Regions from separate parts of the Mus musculus genome. Here region 2 is linked to region 1. The links are chromatin loops, found by intact Hi-C in ENCODE. Cell type or tissue: left cerebral cortex. All regions are shown on one strand.

Region 1 (8,000 bases):
GGAGAGACATGTGAGGGCACCTTAAAGAGTAAGTCTAAGGCACAAAGTTCACAAAGAGTCAAAAAGGGTATCTTGCAAGGGGAAAAACAGATGCGACCAAAAGCCATAGAGTTGTTGTTTAAAACTCCCAGTACCTGGTTTTAGTTATCGCTCTAGGGGTTGTTGTAGACGCCCCAAGGGTCCCTGAAAGGGGAAGGCCATCGCTATAGTAGTTTGTTGCAGAATTTTCCCTGCTCAACTACATTAGCGTAGAGAAGGTCTGCGATTGGACAGGGAAAAGGGGCGGAGCTAAGAGGGGGTGGGGCGGGGTGTGGGGGAGCCTCTCGGAGGGTAGAGGGAAGAACCATGGCTGTGGTTCTCCTGTGACTTAGTGGCTGGTGACACTCAGTGCTGTGTGCGTTAATGCATAATTTCCATGTTACCTTTTCCTTTAAAACTTAAAAGTAACCTGAGTCCAGTGGGCGAGCACAGTGGTCATGTGACCAGGCGAGCATATAGGTCATGTGACCAGGTGAACTGCCCGCCTCTTACCTGTTACTCAAACTCAAGACTTTCAAAATTCACCAAGTCGCTTTGCACGATGGGTTGATGCGAATAAGTTACCCTCACAGCCATAAAAATGAGACTTAGATGTTTTGAAAAATACAGAAACCTTCCGTAAATTGAAGCTGTTGGAATATCGTTGCAAGCACGACCTCTTGACAAGCAAAGCAGCAATTTCTTACCACAATGGGCTTGACCGGAGTAAGAGGCAGAACACAGGCAAGAAGTTATGGCAGTGAGGTAAAGAAGGTTTGCAAAATTGATTTTCGGTGAATCTACCTGGTGCTGACGGAGTATTTTCATCGTTAACGCACCAACTAGACGAAGCAAACAGCAGCATTTTGCGTTTAAACATTGACTGCTGACTCTGGTTCTGCTTTGACCTTCCCAAACAACCGTTGATTTAAAATCCTAGCAGCTCCACGTGCAGGTTAGTAACCCGCTGAAGTTTGAGCTGATGGGTCATGAGGAGGTGACAGCACAGCCCTTTGCTTCAGAGAACTAGGTCTTTATTGAGCTGGAGTCACCTACTGCCTTAGTTTGCTTTATCTTGCTTTGATAAGGGACGGAAAAGCAACTTGGGGTGGTGGTGGCGGGGGCCGAGTTTATTTGGCTTCCAGCTTCCAGTTCATCATGAGGTGAAGTCAGGGCAGGAAGCCAAAGGCAGGAATTGAGCAGAAACCACGGAGGAAGACTAGCTTGCTTCTTATGGCTGTCACCAGGTACCATCTGCCCAGGGGTAGCTCTGTTCCCCGTGGGCTGGGCTCTCCCACATCAATCTTTAATTAAGAAAATGTCCTACAAATTTGCATTTTGGGGACTCTAGCTGGTGTCAAGTTGACAAAAAAAAAAAAAAAAAAAAAAACTAACCAAGATACCTACCTAACCATTATGAAACCAGTGCAAATTTCTGCATGGAGAATTTGCTTGGAGTGTTCAGCCAGACCTCTTGAGCCAGCTGGCACAAATGTCATCTCTGTGGGCTGCAGCAACCTTGTCTCCATTGCCTTCTGCAAACGCAGAGACGTCAGGTCTCTGTGGCCGAGAAGTATGGTTTCTAACTGCACCTGGCTTTCTGTAATGTGGAAGTACTGCTGCCAGCCTTCCCATCTTCTCCTTTACAGTGGGTTAATTACACACTTTTTCTGAGGCTAGTCATAACAGCTGGAACGAGACGGATCCCAGAGCTTAGCGTCTTCTTTCTTCTAGGAATCTGATGGACATGTTTTCTTTAATATTTGCACGTTTGGCTGAAATATCTTCTCAGTTAATACTCACACAGGTTGGAACCATCCAGAATCTCTCTTTTCCCCTTCTTGCATCCTTCTGAAAATAGTGTTTTTCTGAAACAATGTCATCAACATACATACATTTGCAAATGAATAGTTTACTGCAGTTCTCAAAATGAGATGTTAGTGGACCATTGTCACACATACAAGAGAAACCAATTTTTCATCCATTGCTTTAAACAATTTTTTCTTTCTTTAAATGTGTGTGTGTATGTATACATCTACATACATAATACACACACACACACACACACACACACACGTATGTATATATCCACATGTGAACATGCAGGTACCCACTGCTTGATTATGGGCTGAGGACGGTCTTGGGTGTGAGTCTTCATTTTTTGCTTGAGACAGATTCTCTTTTGTTGTTCTATATAGGTCAGGCTAGCTGGCCTATGAGCTTCTGGGAATTGTCTCTCACACTAGGAGCACACTGAGATGATAAGTACTGTATGTATCAAGCTTTTGTGTGGGCCTGGGACTTGAACTTAGGTCCTCATGCTTGCACAGCAAGTACTTTTACTCACCGAGCCTTCTCCAAAGACTTATATTTATTTCTGACTTCTTTACCCCATAGGAATACTAAAGTCAAGATTCCTAGAGATTTGTCTACCAAGGAGTGGGCTTAAAATCTTTAGTTATTTGTTATCTTGCTCATTTCTCTTTTGTTTGGTTTGAGAGTGTCCCTATGTGTGTAGCTCAGCTGGCTGCTGCATTTTGCTATATCACCCAAGCTGGCCGTCTTCACCCTCCCAAGTGTTGGGATCATAGGTGTGAATGGCATACCTTGCTTTATAACCCCTGATCAACCTCTCAAGTGCTGTGATGAGAAGCATGAATGGCCACACTTGACTTCTTATTTTACAGCTTAATAATTACAACCTTTATTAACTTTTAGAGTCATAGCCTATCCTGTTTAGTATCTTGGCTCTTTCTTTCTGACCTTATTGAGGTTGTAGTTAATGCTGTTGGCTGCCTGCTTATTACACTTTAATACCTTGATTGTTCCCAAATTGTAGTTTTTAATACTGCAGCCATTTCCTCCCTTCTAAGTGGTAGTAAGGATCATAAACCCAAGGGAAGCCTCCCAAAGGACCTCATAAAGTAAACAGCAGGGAAGAGAGTGAGGAGACCCCTGAAACACAGATCCATCTCCAAACAATGCATAACTGCAATACACAAACACAAGAAATATGAAAATGCAGGCAGTGCGACTCATCCAAAGCACATGGCTTCTCAGTGAGATGCCGAAATCCCAAAAAAGTGTTACTTTATTCAAATAAATAAGCAGGCGAGAAGTCGACATGAAACCTGAATAAGAAAGCCAGCAATGTGGCTAAGAAATTCAGCAGAGTAATCGAGACTAGGAGTGAAAACTCAGAAATACTGGAAATGAAAACTCAGCAAAGCATACTTCAATGCGCGCACATATGTGCATCTACACACAATCGTTGGCTCTTGTTATGTTGATCCACCAACTGGGGACCAAGCATTCAAACATATGAGCCTATGGGACCCACAAAACACAGTGGGGAGGCTCTGTCTGCAGCAGTCTATAGGAGCTCGGCACTGTCACAGGGAAGAGACTCTGTGGACACGTAGGCCATCTGAGTGTGGGGTAGCTGGGAGGATGCGAGGGGGAAGCTTGAGGGTTTGGCTTCATTCTCTTCCCAGCATTGCCTTGGGAAAGACTGCTGTTCCCTGGTGGCATGAAGAACATTCATGCTCTTTAGAAGCCCAGGTAACTCAGGGATACAGACAGACAGACCAAAGGAACCCTGCTGGCATTAGGTGTTGAAGAAAGACAGGCATTTTGCCCCTCCTGCTCTGTACAAGGAGTAGGAACAGTATACACTTCTCCAGGTTGTGACCAGGAATGTAAGGAGGGTCCTGTGGTGGAGACAGAAGGCAGTTATGGTGGAGGCTGCAGTGGAGACATAGAAGGCAGTTATGGTGGAGGCTGCAGTGGAGACATAGAAGGCAGTTATGGTGGAGGCTGCAGTGGAGACATAGACGGCAGTTATGGTGGAGGCTGTGATTCACCAGGATGGAGATGAGATACCTGCTGCTCACTCTCCTCAGGCCCAACATCTAGACGTGGAGAGTGCCTTTTCATGAGACCCGAAATGAGACAGCACAAGTCCCCTGAATGAGTTAACGAGAGGACCCAGAATCCTCAAGCCTTCCTTCTGTGTTGTGAGTTTTCCTTTGTAGCCACTAGATGGCAGTGTGCCAAAGGCTATTCCTTATGCCAAAGGCTGTTAACAGTCATGGACTGCTCCTAAATTTTACCTTGTTCTAAGACGTAAAATTATGCCCAGGATTTCTATGTATGAGCTGGGAACCTGCCCCATACGCTCTCAACATGCACACGCGTTGCCACAGCACAACCAGAAGCCGAATGCGCCTAGATCTGGTTAAATGGCACTTCTTGTCCTACTTGGCTTTGCTCCCTTCGGCCATTTTACAATTGTAGAGCATCAGGCAGCAGGGTGACTGTGTCCTTGGCTTGCTTTATAGCCATGGTCAAGAGTTTCATACTAAAGTTCCCAATGCCCACAGATCCCCCAGCATCTAAATCATGAGGAACTCTGCTGTGAAGTTCACAAGTGTGTGCCGAGTGTGTTGAGGGGCTAAGAATTTAGGCCCCTTCACATCAGGGCCATCTCTCTGTTGTCTTACAGAGATCCTGCTTGGGTACTCCTCACTGTCAGGAGTGGTGTTCAGACACCTCCTAAGATGTAGCTAAACGATAAAAACACAGTTTGCTTCACCAGGAGCTGGCCTGTTTGATGCCCTATATGAACAGAGCCCATGCTTAGCTACAGTTACCTTCCTGTTTCTGTTACCATGGCAAACCCTCAAGTAGGAAACTCTAGAAATGAACAATTCACAAATTTTAAATAACTCTGATTGCAGACTGTGGTAATTATCGTGTTTTATAACTAATAGTTATGGTTAATCTCTTACCATGACTAATTTGGAAATTAAGCTGTATCATAGGTGTGTAGGTGTGGGGGAAACCCAGAGTATTCAGGATATGGTACTATTGAGGCTTTCAGATATCTGCCAGGCATATTGGAAGACCCCCCCCCCACACACACACACATTAATAATGCTGGCTGTTGTTCTACGATGAGACCAGAAGCAATTTCATAAGTTTCTCTTTAATCAGTGGCACAGCGCTGATGGCTGTCACCATTATCAGCACGGATGTAGATTTGTTTTGTGACATCCTTTCTAGTGGTTAGACACCAACTTGAAGCTCTCAGAAAGCCTCATATAAAGTCATACATAATTCACACACTAAATGGTGGATCTGGAACTCTGCCTCTTGTCTTCCTGGCTGGAATTTAAAACATAAAAGGATCATTTAGTGCTTGGGCCCTCTTCCTTCTGGAATGTGCTTGACAGAATTCCGGTAAGTGTGAACCATTCCACTAAATCTTTGTTCAAGACTCAAAGACTCACTTTCAGACCAGTGGCAAAGAGCTTTTGAGTGGGAACTATCTCAATTCTAACTAATATGTCAAATTCTGATTTTAAGGTGCCCAATAGATTGAACTCAAATAATCAGATTCCTGTTTGCAATGAACTTTTCTTTGAAACACACCAACAGGCATCATTACAACTTATGTTCTGCACCTACCAGAATATGCCATCCTGTCTGGAAAGGGCATAAATGTCAAAGAGCTTTCCAGAACTGTATGCAGTCTGTCCTCCTTCTCTTCTTTCTGTCTCTCCTCTGAGTTTCCTCCTTCCTCTCTCTCCTTCCACAGCTGACCGAATGCAGGGCTTCATACGTGCCAGGCCTGGTACTATTGAGCTCTGCCTCAACCCCTCTTGACAATACAGACTTGTCATTTTAAAACATTTTTTTATTTAATTAATTACTATTTTTAGTTCTCCGAGACAGAGTTTCTCTGTATATCCCTGGCTGTCCTGGGACTACTAACTCTGTAGACCAGGCTGGCCTTGAACCCAGAGATCTGCCTGCCTCTGCCTCCTGAGTGCAAGCAGGTGTGCCATCCTTGCCCAGCTACACTTTTTTTTTTTTTAAGAAGGGTCTCATGTAGCCCAGGATGGACTTTCACTCACTATGTAGCCCAGGATGACCCTGACCTCCTGACGCTCCTGCTCCACTCCCAAGTGCTGGGGTTGCAGGTGTGTATCACCACTCCAGGTGTATGTGGTGCTCAGGATGCAACCAGGACTTCTTCACACACGCTAGGCAAGCACCGAGTTTCATCCTCGGCATCTACTTGTACACATGTTTATTTGGGATTTCGGTGAAGCAAGCTCCACCACTGGGCCTTCCACTAAGCAAGGTCTAGCCTTTGACACTGCGCCTGTGTCTGCCTGCACCTCAACACTGTCCTCTCCCAGCAGTCAGCCCAGAGTCTCCTTATAGGCTCTGAGCCACGCCTCACTCTGCCTCTCCAACCCCCATCCTTAAGACCCAGTCCTTGTCCACTCCAGCTGTTTTACAGCATTTGCTATGGCCTTAGGTGTGAGTTCTTCATTGGGCCTTCGGTTGGGCTCCCTTTTAATGGATGGCTCCTCCACTGTAACTTCATTCTTTCCCCTCCATTCAGAGCTTCTTAAAAAGTCACCTATAACTGTGGGCACAGCTGTTCCTGGCACTTCCTTCTGAAGGGCACACTGTTAAGAATAACACAATTGTTTCTCTCTAGGGCTGGCATTAGGGACATGCTGGCCTCATAAACAAGTTGGCTTCATGAAACGTTAATAAATCATTTACTTTCTGGAAGAGTTTATGTAAAGCTAATGTATGTTTTTTCTTGTTGTTAAAAGTTTAATAAAACACATTAACAAAGCTATCTGGGACTTGAATTTACTTGGAAGGAGCACCTTGGAAAGTCTCTTTAAGGTTTAGCTATTCTAGTTCCGGAATTACATTCTCTTGCATAAGTGCTAATAAGCTGTAATGAATGATTTAGTGCCATGAATAAAGTCCTTCTAATCTTCTTTTATCACTTCACAGCCCTCCGTTCCTAGTATTGGTCATTTGCATTACCTTTTATTAGCATAACTAGTTTTTTTAAAAAATTATTTTTGTTGGTCTGCTGCTAGAATTAAGAAGGAATTTGACTTTCTTTAGACCTTAATTTTTTCTTTTTGTATTTTCTCTATTTTTTAAAGAGTTTTTTTTTTATTATTTGTATGAATGTTTTGTCTGCATGTATGTAATAGACCCTGTATGTTCCTGGTGTCTACAGAGACCAGAAGAAGGAAGGCATTGGATCCCAGGAACTGGATTTATAGATTATTGTGAGCTGCTGTGTAGGTGCTGGGAATTGAACCCTGGTCTTCTGTAAGAATAGTAAGTGTTCTTCACCACTGAGCCACCTCTCCAACTGCCCCTCCTGCCCCATTTTCTCTATTTTCAAACCATCTATTAATTTATTCTATTTCATTAACTTACTCTCTTTGGGTTTACTTTGTTTTGTTTCTAGCTTATAAACAAAACCTCAGATAATTGATTTAAGGTCACCACCCTCCCCGCTTCTGCCTCTTCAAACTGTTGGCGTCATCAGGGCCAGGGTAGAGTAGTTCCCTACATAAGAGAGGCTTGAGGTTCAGCCCCTGGTGCCTCAGAACCAGTGTATCAGAGTAGACGTTAATAAAAACAAGTCGAGAGCCATTCCCAGCGCCCATGTTGAATGGGCTCACAACTGCCTGTAACTCCAGTTCCAGTGGCCCCAATGCCCTTTTGAGGCCTTCCCAGGTATTTACACTCATGTGCACATATCCATACTCATTCGTGCACACACGCATACAAAAAAAAATTAAAGATACGATTAGGCAAATCTTAGAGAAAAGAAGCTTGAATTGATGAGAAAAACCTGACTGAACTTTGAACTCTTTCCTCCATTCATTATTCATCCTGGCACCTGGTCAGTGAAGGATGCTGTGGCAGAAACATGAATGGAGATCTCCCCTCCCCTTGCTCATTGCTGCTTTGCCTGCTGGCAGGTGCTAAGGACATTGCCAGGGGAAGGTGGGAAATGGACTTAGATCTATTTGGAAATAACTTTGTATAGGTCTGCCTACTGTTAAAGGCTAATCATTCAAAGAACAGCTTTAGATTACCATTGAAATGGTAACTTCTCATGTGCGAAGTCATGAGAAAATAGTCAC
Region 2 (8,000 bases), 160 kb after region 1:
TTATTTATTTCTATTTTTTTCCCTAGGGTTTTGTTTGAAAGGTTATAAGGAACATATGGACCATAAAGCCAAAAGTATAGTCGCAAAATATGACTCAAATACCTACATCTCTACTGCCTTGCATTTAAAACAAAAACTTTACAAAAACGCGAATTAAGTTATTTTCTCCATCTTCCCTCGTAATTCAACACTTTAACGCATATTTTCTGCCAAAAAGTCATAAAGTAAAAATGGTGTATCCTAGGCGCTTCCAAGTCTCACACATCCTTGGCAGAATAACCTGCAGCACAGGGGTAGATCAGAAACGGAGGGGGTTAGCTGGTTAGCAACATCTACAGCCACTGTTTCTTCTCTCCTTGGCATTTCAAGTGGCTTTTGGGGACAGAGTGACGGGACCAACGCAGAGGCTTCGCCCTAGCCCTACCCAGGGCTGATTCTCAAAAGGGCCCCCGCCCCCCACATTCAAACACGCCGGGTGTACCCAGCCTGCGCCAGCTAGCTAGAGCTCCCGGCTCCTATCTGAGTGTCTTTTCAACCTTTGTCAAGTATCTCAAGACAAGAATTCCTCAAATCAAAGCGCTTTCCCAAACCAGGGACTGGGGAAACTCGAAAAAGAGGCCCAGAAGGCGAGTGACTTCGGACTTGTTCTGCAAGCTTGACTTAGTCATTACACCAAACCTCCTGTGCCCTAGAGGATCCCGGGGTTCCCACACAGTAGGAGGGCATCCCATGCCTGCGCTCCCGCTGGGCACTCACCTACTGCTAGAAAAGAAGTCACAATCTGTGGTCCAGACTTCCGCCGCAGAGAAGCCCAGCACGCCCACCCAGAGGGCTAGCGCGCCTCCGCGGGTGGTCGGATCACAGGGTGCCGAGGGTACCCACTGAGGTGGCCGGACATCTGGGTGTCTGAGCGCGCCCTCCGAGGTAGTCTGATCGCTCGCGCCCGGTAGGGCGGTGGGAACCCGGGCAGCTGCTGCGAGGAGCGCTCCCGGGCGGGTCCGCGCCGAGCTCGAGCGAGCGGGCGAGCGGGGCGGGAGGGGCCATTTGTAACCGAGCAGACGCTACCACCGCCCCTTACTCGCGGGGGGCGGGGGCGGGCGGTCAGGTGATGGCGGCCCACCCCGCGCCGCGGAGCCCGGTGGTTCCTGCCCGGGAGGAGCCCCCTGGCGCGCTCTGATTGGAACTCCCGCTGCAGTAGGAGGGGGAGGGGGACACGTGACCGCCCGACTGGGCAGCCGGCGCGCCCCACCCGCTATGGGCACCCCATCTTTCCTCCCGGAAAAGCCGGGGAACACAGGGAAGGCGGGGGAGCACGCAAGGTGCAACCAGCTCCTTTAGCTGCAGTGCCGGGTGATCACCGCAGCTGAACCTGGGAAGGCATTCACACTACCAACCGGCCTTCACAGTCCTCCGCCCTGCCCTTGGCAGTAGAACCCTCCCTCCTCTGCTGCAGCCCCCCCCCCCCCCACACACACACACTGACACTCTGAATAGACCCCACCGGCACTTCATAGTCAAGCGTGACCCCTCCCCTCTCTGTCTCTTTCTGCGCACCGGCGAGAGTGAGTACCCGAGAACAGCTTAAGGCGATGCGATGCATTGCAGACACCGCCCAGTTCCAAGGCTAGAAAACCCCGCAACCCACGACTAGACCACGCCCGGGAATGCCTGATAACTCCAAGGTCTACAAGGTTCTGAACTCGAACAGGCTCCCTCAGGAGAAGGGAACCGCAGTAGAAGGCCCACCCTCCCCAGAGAGGGCAGTGGTCTTCTGAGTGCAAGTCCAGTCCTCAGCCCAGGGGAGCAAAGATCCAATAAAGGTCAAATTAAAACATAAGGTAGTGACGCCGCCAGGGACGTGCCTCATGGTTGTGGGAAGCCGGCAATTAACCACCCACGACCGGGCGTTGCTTTTCTCTCGAATGTGAACGCCCTCGGAGTTGCGCTGTTCCATGCTCGCTCCAGTTCTCTGCAGAGAACGGATTCTGCAGCCTTGCACTCTGCTTCCCCATGACCCCCTCCCTTGGTTGCACCATCCTAGATGGCAGGAATTCAGAGAAAATGCGGTGTCACGTCCGCTGCGACGCCCGTGGACGCGTCTGCGACAACCCCAGCAGCACATGGGGACCGTGAATCTGCTCGCCACTTGGGCCATACTGTGGGCATTCTTATGAGATTATTAGAAGCAAACTGTCTCTCTCTACACTGGCTTCTTTCTAACTTCTGTCCAAGAGAGTTTTGTACTGTATTTGGACGTGGATGCGGTTTTTGGCCAAGGCAGAAACCGCATAGTCCAAAGCACAGATGGGGGAAGAAGGTGGGACTTAATGGTCCCATTGCACTCCAACTTCCCTCTCAACCTCTACCCGCGAAGCAACGCCTCCCTTAACCCAGAGGGTCTTTCCCCAACCCCTTCATGACACTTGTGTGCTTCCCTGGGCACAGGACAAATGTCCAGCAGGTTTGCTTAGTAGGAAGCTTAACTGCATGCAAAGCTTCGGGCACCAACGCTAGACAGAACTTTGGAGGACTCCGAAAAGCTACCATGGGAGAGAGGGGCCTGTCAAATTAAGAAGTATATTATTTTCCAAGCAGATGCCTCGCTGCCCTTCTCAAAACTACACTATATATAAAAGGGGGAAAATAATCCACTACACACACACACACACACACACACACACACACACACACACACACACACCTTTTTAGCAAGGATCTGGGAAGTTGAGAGAATACTGCTCACTTGTGGCATCGCCCGAAGAGATAATTCCTGAGGGTCTGGCGTGTATTCAAAGATATGATATCCGGTAGCCTAGACAGGAAGGAGGTGAATACTCCTTCAGAGTCTCAAGGTTGTGATTTTGAACTTGAAACTGTAGATCCTAATTTTTTTGTTTTTGCCTCCCTCTCCCTTCAATGCTTTATGTTGCATATCTGGGAATGATGGTGGAGTTAAATGCAACACACACACACACACACACACACACACACACACACACACACGTTGGGTCCGGCACAGCTGGAGATGTGTGGTATCAGATCCTGGACTTTCACGTGTCCGACCCTTGAGTACCATTGAGAGAGGCAGCCCAGAGTGGCTGATGCAGAGACTGACACGCCTTGTAGTGTAGGGAGTGTTCGCGACAGTGTCTGAATTGGGGTAGGTCCCTGACTTCGAGCCCTGCTTGTCTACAGGGTCACGCCCTGTTGAGAAAACACACAACAGCCGGGATGAATGGGGATGATATTGAACAGGACAAGTCGCTGCAGAGCATTTGCTTTCAGCGTCCTCCTGCGGCGCGGTCAGAGGTCTGTGGAACTGTGCCTTCGGAGTGACCACACCTCAGGGTTGTGAGAAGCTGCTTAATGGCGACAGGGGTGGGGCATGTTGATAAAGTGCAGAATCTGACCTGATTTTCAATCTAAAAGGGATCTGGAAGTATCGACGGGTCAATCTTGGGAAGCTACGAAGAGGGCGTGGTGGAATGGGACAAATGGCAGGTTTGGGGTCCCAGGGTGAAAAGGATTTCGGAGGCTCCCTGTCTGCAGGCATGTCCTCAAGAGCTGCGCTAAGCGTCATCATCCCCTTCTATAGGCCAGGCACGGTCCCCCTCTCTTTCCTTCCTCCAAGTTCCTGTGGCTAAATCCCTGCACACTGGCCAGCACCAGTAAGATTCTGAGTCGGCAGTCTCCCCTCTGCTCATTACTAGAGCGGACCAAGGCCTGCCTGTCCGGTCCGCTGTGCGCCTGGCAGGCACCACATTGATCCTGTCGTCTCGTTCCCGCCTACCGCAGGGTTGCTGCAACAGTGGGACCGCTACCTTCTCATGCTTTCTGCCGTTCCACCCCACCCCCACCCCTGTTGGCTGTTCACCTCACGCCCGCCCACCATCTTCGTCCCCAGCGCACTCTGCTGCACCCCCACTAGGCGCGCGTGGCTGCCCAGGGCTGGGCGCAGCCGTTGCGGGGAACCCACGACGGCGATCCGCTGCTGCCCCGGCTCGGGGTCCACCAACGTGGAACCTGACTACTCCTCCAAGGTCCCGGGCTCAGTTGTGGGTAGAGTCCCCGCAAACCCCTAATGTGCTCCGTAGGCAGGTCAATGTCCATATGTCTCTGCCCCGTCATCCCTAGTCAGGGGTGTGGGCGAAAGGTTTGGAAGCTCCAGTGTCCCCAACCACCCTTGGACAAAGCCTCCAGCTTTCCGGTTTCCCACTCGGGAGATTCAAGGAGGCCCGGGCAGCGGGGAAAGGACGCGCGTGGAGAGCGCCTCCAGGCGTCGGGCCAGGATGTGGCGCGTCCCAGCCCTCCCCAGCGCGGTTGCTCCCGCGCCTGCACCCGCGCTGCGGTGCTGCAGAGCGCAGGCCGGGCGGCGCCGGTGGCTCCACACCCACGTGCCTGGGTGAGCGCGCCCTCAGCCAGCCGCTGCTCCTCGGCTGGCGCCGGCGGGATCTCCGCAACGCCCCACCCTCTCCGCACTCTCAGCCTCCTTGGCGTCTCCGCCGCAGCTTCCGAGACCCGGCGCCGCCTCTGCGAACCACGCTGCCCAGCACGCTTGCGGCGGTCGCCGGGAGGCCTCACCTCCGCTCTGGGTCCAGCACTCACCTGGTTCCGTGCGTGGCGGGGTTCGGTTACTGCTCCGGGGAGGTTCGTTCGCCGCCCATCACCTCCTGAAAGGTGCACGGGAGGGCGTCCCCGAGGCTCCAGCACCCTCCTCTAAATCCTTCTCCAACTGGCATTCTGCATGGTTCCTTCTTTGACAGGACGGCATGCTTTGCCTTGTCGCATTCTTTCTGGGCTTTGCCTCTCGCTCACATCAACGCCCACCTCTACACACACCTGATCGCAGCGAGGCCAGGCCCTGAATTCTCCTCGCCCACTCCCAAATCCAACACTCCCGCAGTCCCTGACAGCAACGTGAGGGAATGGCACTTAAGAGAGGTAGTGTCCCCAAATTTAAGAAACAATCACCTGTCCCTTGTCTTTGTATGTTTCAAGGCATGTAAGACTACATACAGTCCAGTAGCATTCATACCGTTAGGAAATCAGACCAGAGGATTTTGAGAGAATCGTAGATTCACATGCAGTTCTAAGAAATAACTCACCCCACGCGCTTTTTTTTTTTAATGCTGTTTTCTTTCCGAAACAGGGTCTCATTGCCCAGGTTGACCTCGAATTTAACAGGTAGTCTAGGATGTCCTTGAACTTCTGCCCCTCCCCGCACCGCCCCCCCCCCCGCCCCCGCACCTGCACCTGAGAGCTGGGATTACAGGCTTGCACTACCAGGCCTGTGTGCATGGTGTTGAGGATTGAGCCCAGGGCTTCTTGGTGGTTAGTAAGAACTCTATTAACTGAGTTACAGCCCCTAAGCCCCTAACTAACAATTGTTGAAAGTACAAACAATACCCTATCACTGGATATCAGTTGAGCACTGATGCACCCCGCCCCCCACCTGTAATTACACCTGTACTTCTTTTATTCACACATGCAATTTTGGGTAGATAACACCACTGCTGACACAGCAAAGTCTCTCTTTCTCTCTGACAAGCAACCCCAGAGAACACTCCTCACTCCAAGTTTTGTCATTTTAAGATTGTTGAATAAATGGAATTACATAGTCATGTAGTCTTTTTCTTTGTCCTTTCATTGGAGAAAAGAAAAGAAAAACAACCCAATGTTATTTCCTGGAATTCCATCCTACTTACCACGGTTAATAGTTGGTCAATGGATTGCTTTTATGGCCTGAGGGTCTCCTGGGTCATTCAGGGTCATCCAGGGGTCAGTGTTTAACTGTGACACGGGGAAGCACACCCTTCAAGGGCTGTTTCTCTATTTTGTTTATGGATAATGATTTTATAAACACTGCTCTGCAGGTTTATGTGGGAACATAGCATTTCTTGGGAATAGACACCCAGGAAAGTAATTGCAGGGCTGTGTATTCATATAAGACACTGTGGATGTCTTGTTGAACACCCGCACTGCTCGACATGCACAGTGGTAGTTTGTGGTCCCACTTATCAGCACGTAGTATGGTCAGTATTTGGTGCTTTAGCTGTTCTGACAGATGTAGTAATCGCTCAAGAAAACGCACATTTCCCTGAGTGCTAATGACAGTGAACATGCTTTTTTAAACAACGATTTAGTTTTGCTGTACACTTTTTAAAAAATAAAATATCTGTTCACATCTTTTGCCCACATCCCATTTAGAGTGTCTGGTTTGTCTGTTCATTTGTTTGGTTTCAGCACTTAGGCCTGAACCCAGTGCCTCGGTCATGCCATGCAAGAAGAGTTCTTTGTGCATGAAGAAGAGTCTAGAATAGGTCCTCTGTAAGAAGTTCGCACATGTTTTGCCTGAGTCCCAGGCTTGTCTGTGGAGCCTCTTTTCAGGAATTTGCAGAACAGAAATTTCCAGACTAGATGAGACAGATGCAGTTTACCAATCTTTCATTTTGGTATTAAGCCAGAGAACTCGTCTAACCCTAAGTGTTGACAATTACCCCCAGTTTTAAGAGTATATTTGTTTATTTATTTACGTGTGTGTGTGTGTGTGTGTGTGTGTGTGTGTGTGTGGTTGTTACAGTAACAATGAAACCCAGGTGGTCGATTTATGTGGCTCTGCTTCGTGGTCTGCATCCTGCTCCATCAGCCTGTGTGCCTACCTAACCTTCACCAGTGCTGTGCTGTCTCACAGCTGAGTTGTCAGCCTTTGTACTAGGTTAAGTGTTCTTCTCACTTAATTCTTCTTTTCTTAAGGATTGCTCTAGCCATTCCACATACACTACAGAGAAAGCTTTCTCACACACACACACACACACACACACATACACACACACTAGAATTTTGTTAGAAATTGCATCAACTATAGATTGATTTGGGAGAAAGATTTTTTTTCTCTTTTAACATTGCTTCTTTTTGAGTATAGTGTATCTCTTATTACATATGCCTCCATTTATTTTTAATTTTCATTTTAGGATTGGCTTAGATTTATACCTAAGGATTTTTCTTTTTTTCTTTTTCTACCTTTTCTTTTCTTCTCTTTTCTTTATGGAGGTGTCTGTAAATGTTATCTCATTTAAAATTTTGGTTTCCATATGATCGCTGTTAGATGTATAGAGACACAATTAAAATTTCCATGTTTGGGCTGAAGAAAGGGCTCAGCTGTTAAAAGCACTCTTCCTCATCCAGAGGACTGGAGTTCAGTATAGCACCCACGACCAGCAGCCCAGAAGTACCTGTGACCCCAGCTTCAGGGGATCTCACACGCTCCTCTGACCTTGTTGGTACTGTAAACAGGTGCATAGATCCTCACACAGATACACACTTATAAAATATATATCTTAAAAAACTTACAAATAGAGCTTGATCATTGTGACCATTCAGACCTTACTTATCACATGTAGGATTCTCCTACAGAGGCAATCATGATGTCTCTGAGAACAAGGCACATTAGATTTCTTCCTTTATATCTCCATGTTTTCCCAACTTCTCTTATTTCAGTGGCTGCAAGCTCTTTGTTGGGCAACAATGCTGACATAAACAACCTACCTCATTCCCGATCTTCTGGGGAAAAAATCATTCACCATGAAGAATTCTAGATACAGGGCTTATAGATGTTTTTGACCTTTTCTATTTTACCATAAGGCACATTGTTATTATCTATTGGTTCTCAGATATAGAATCAAAGTAATTCACCTGTGTATATATCCCAATGGGCAAACATAGATTAATGATAATTTACACATATTTAGATTAAATTGTGGATTTTCACATCAAAGTTCATGAAAGATGCTGACAGGAACGTTACTACTTTTTTCTTTGTTTACAGTCTAGTTTTATGATTAGCGCCTCATGAAGTTAATTGGGAAGTATTCTGTTCTTTTATGTTTTATGGAGCACATTATGTAAACATATTGTTAATTCTTTACATTTTGGTAGAATTCTCTTCTAAAATCATTTGGCCGTGGACATTTTTTAAATGGCTGCAAATTTAATTTCCCTTA

The links. Peaks named below come from ENCODE experiments on the same cell type or tissue, not always from the same donor. Only the 100,000 strongest peaks of a DNase experiment are listed, where the experiment ranks them.
Region 2: a loop joins it to region 1, with 4 times the contacts of the local background. A loop is called at or near these places in 3 of 42 quality-filtered maps.

Annotation. Positions count from the first base shown.
Region 1 is chr9:122,725,809-122,733,808 of GRCm38, reverse strand. No RefSeq gene overlaps it. Among named protein-coding and RNA genes, the nearest start is that of Gm51699, 9.2 kb to the left of the region's middle. In left cerebral cortex, a CTCF peak has its summit at 4,059 (motif pointing right); a DNase peak (open chromatin) is centred at 4,075.
Region 2 is chr9:122,565,521-122,573,520 of GRCm38, reverse strand. It overlaps 9530059O14Rik (RIKEN cDNA 9530059O14 gene), which reads right to left and starts at 1,020. Exons shown (of 2, transcript NR_015610.2): 1 at 757-1,020. In left cerebral cortex, CTCF peaks have their summits at 1,160 and 4,272; DNase peaks (open chromatin) are centred at 1,698, 1,885, 4,349, 4,756 and 2 more places; H3K4me3 peaks cover 3,609 bases; H3K27ac peaks cover 3,101 bases.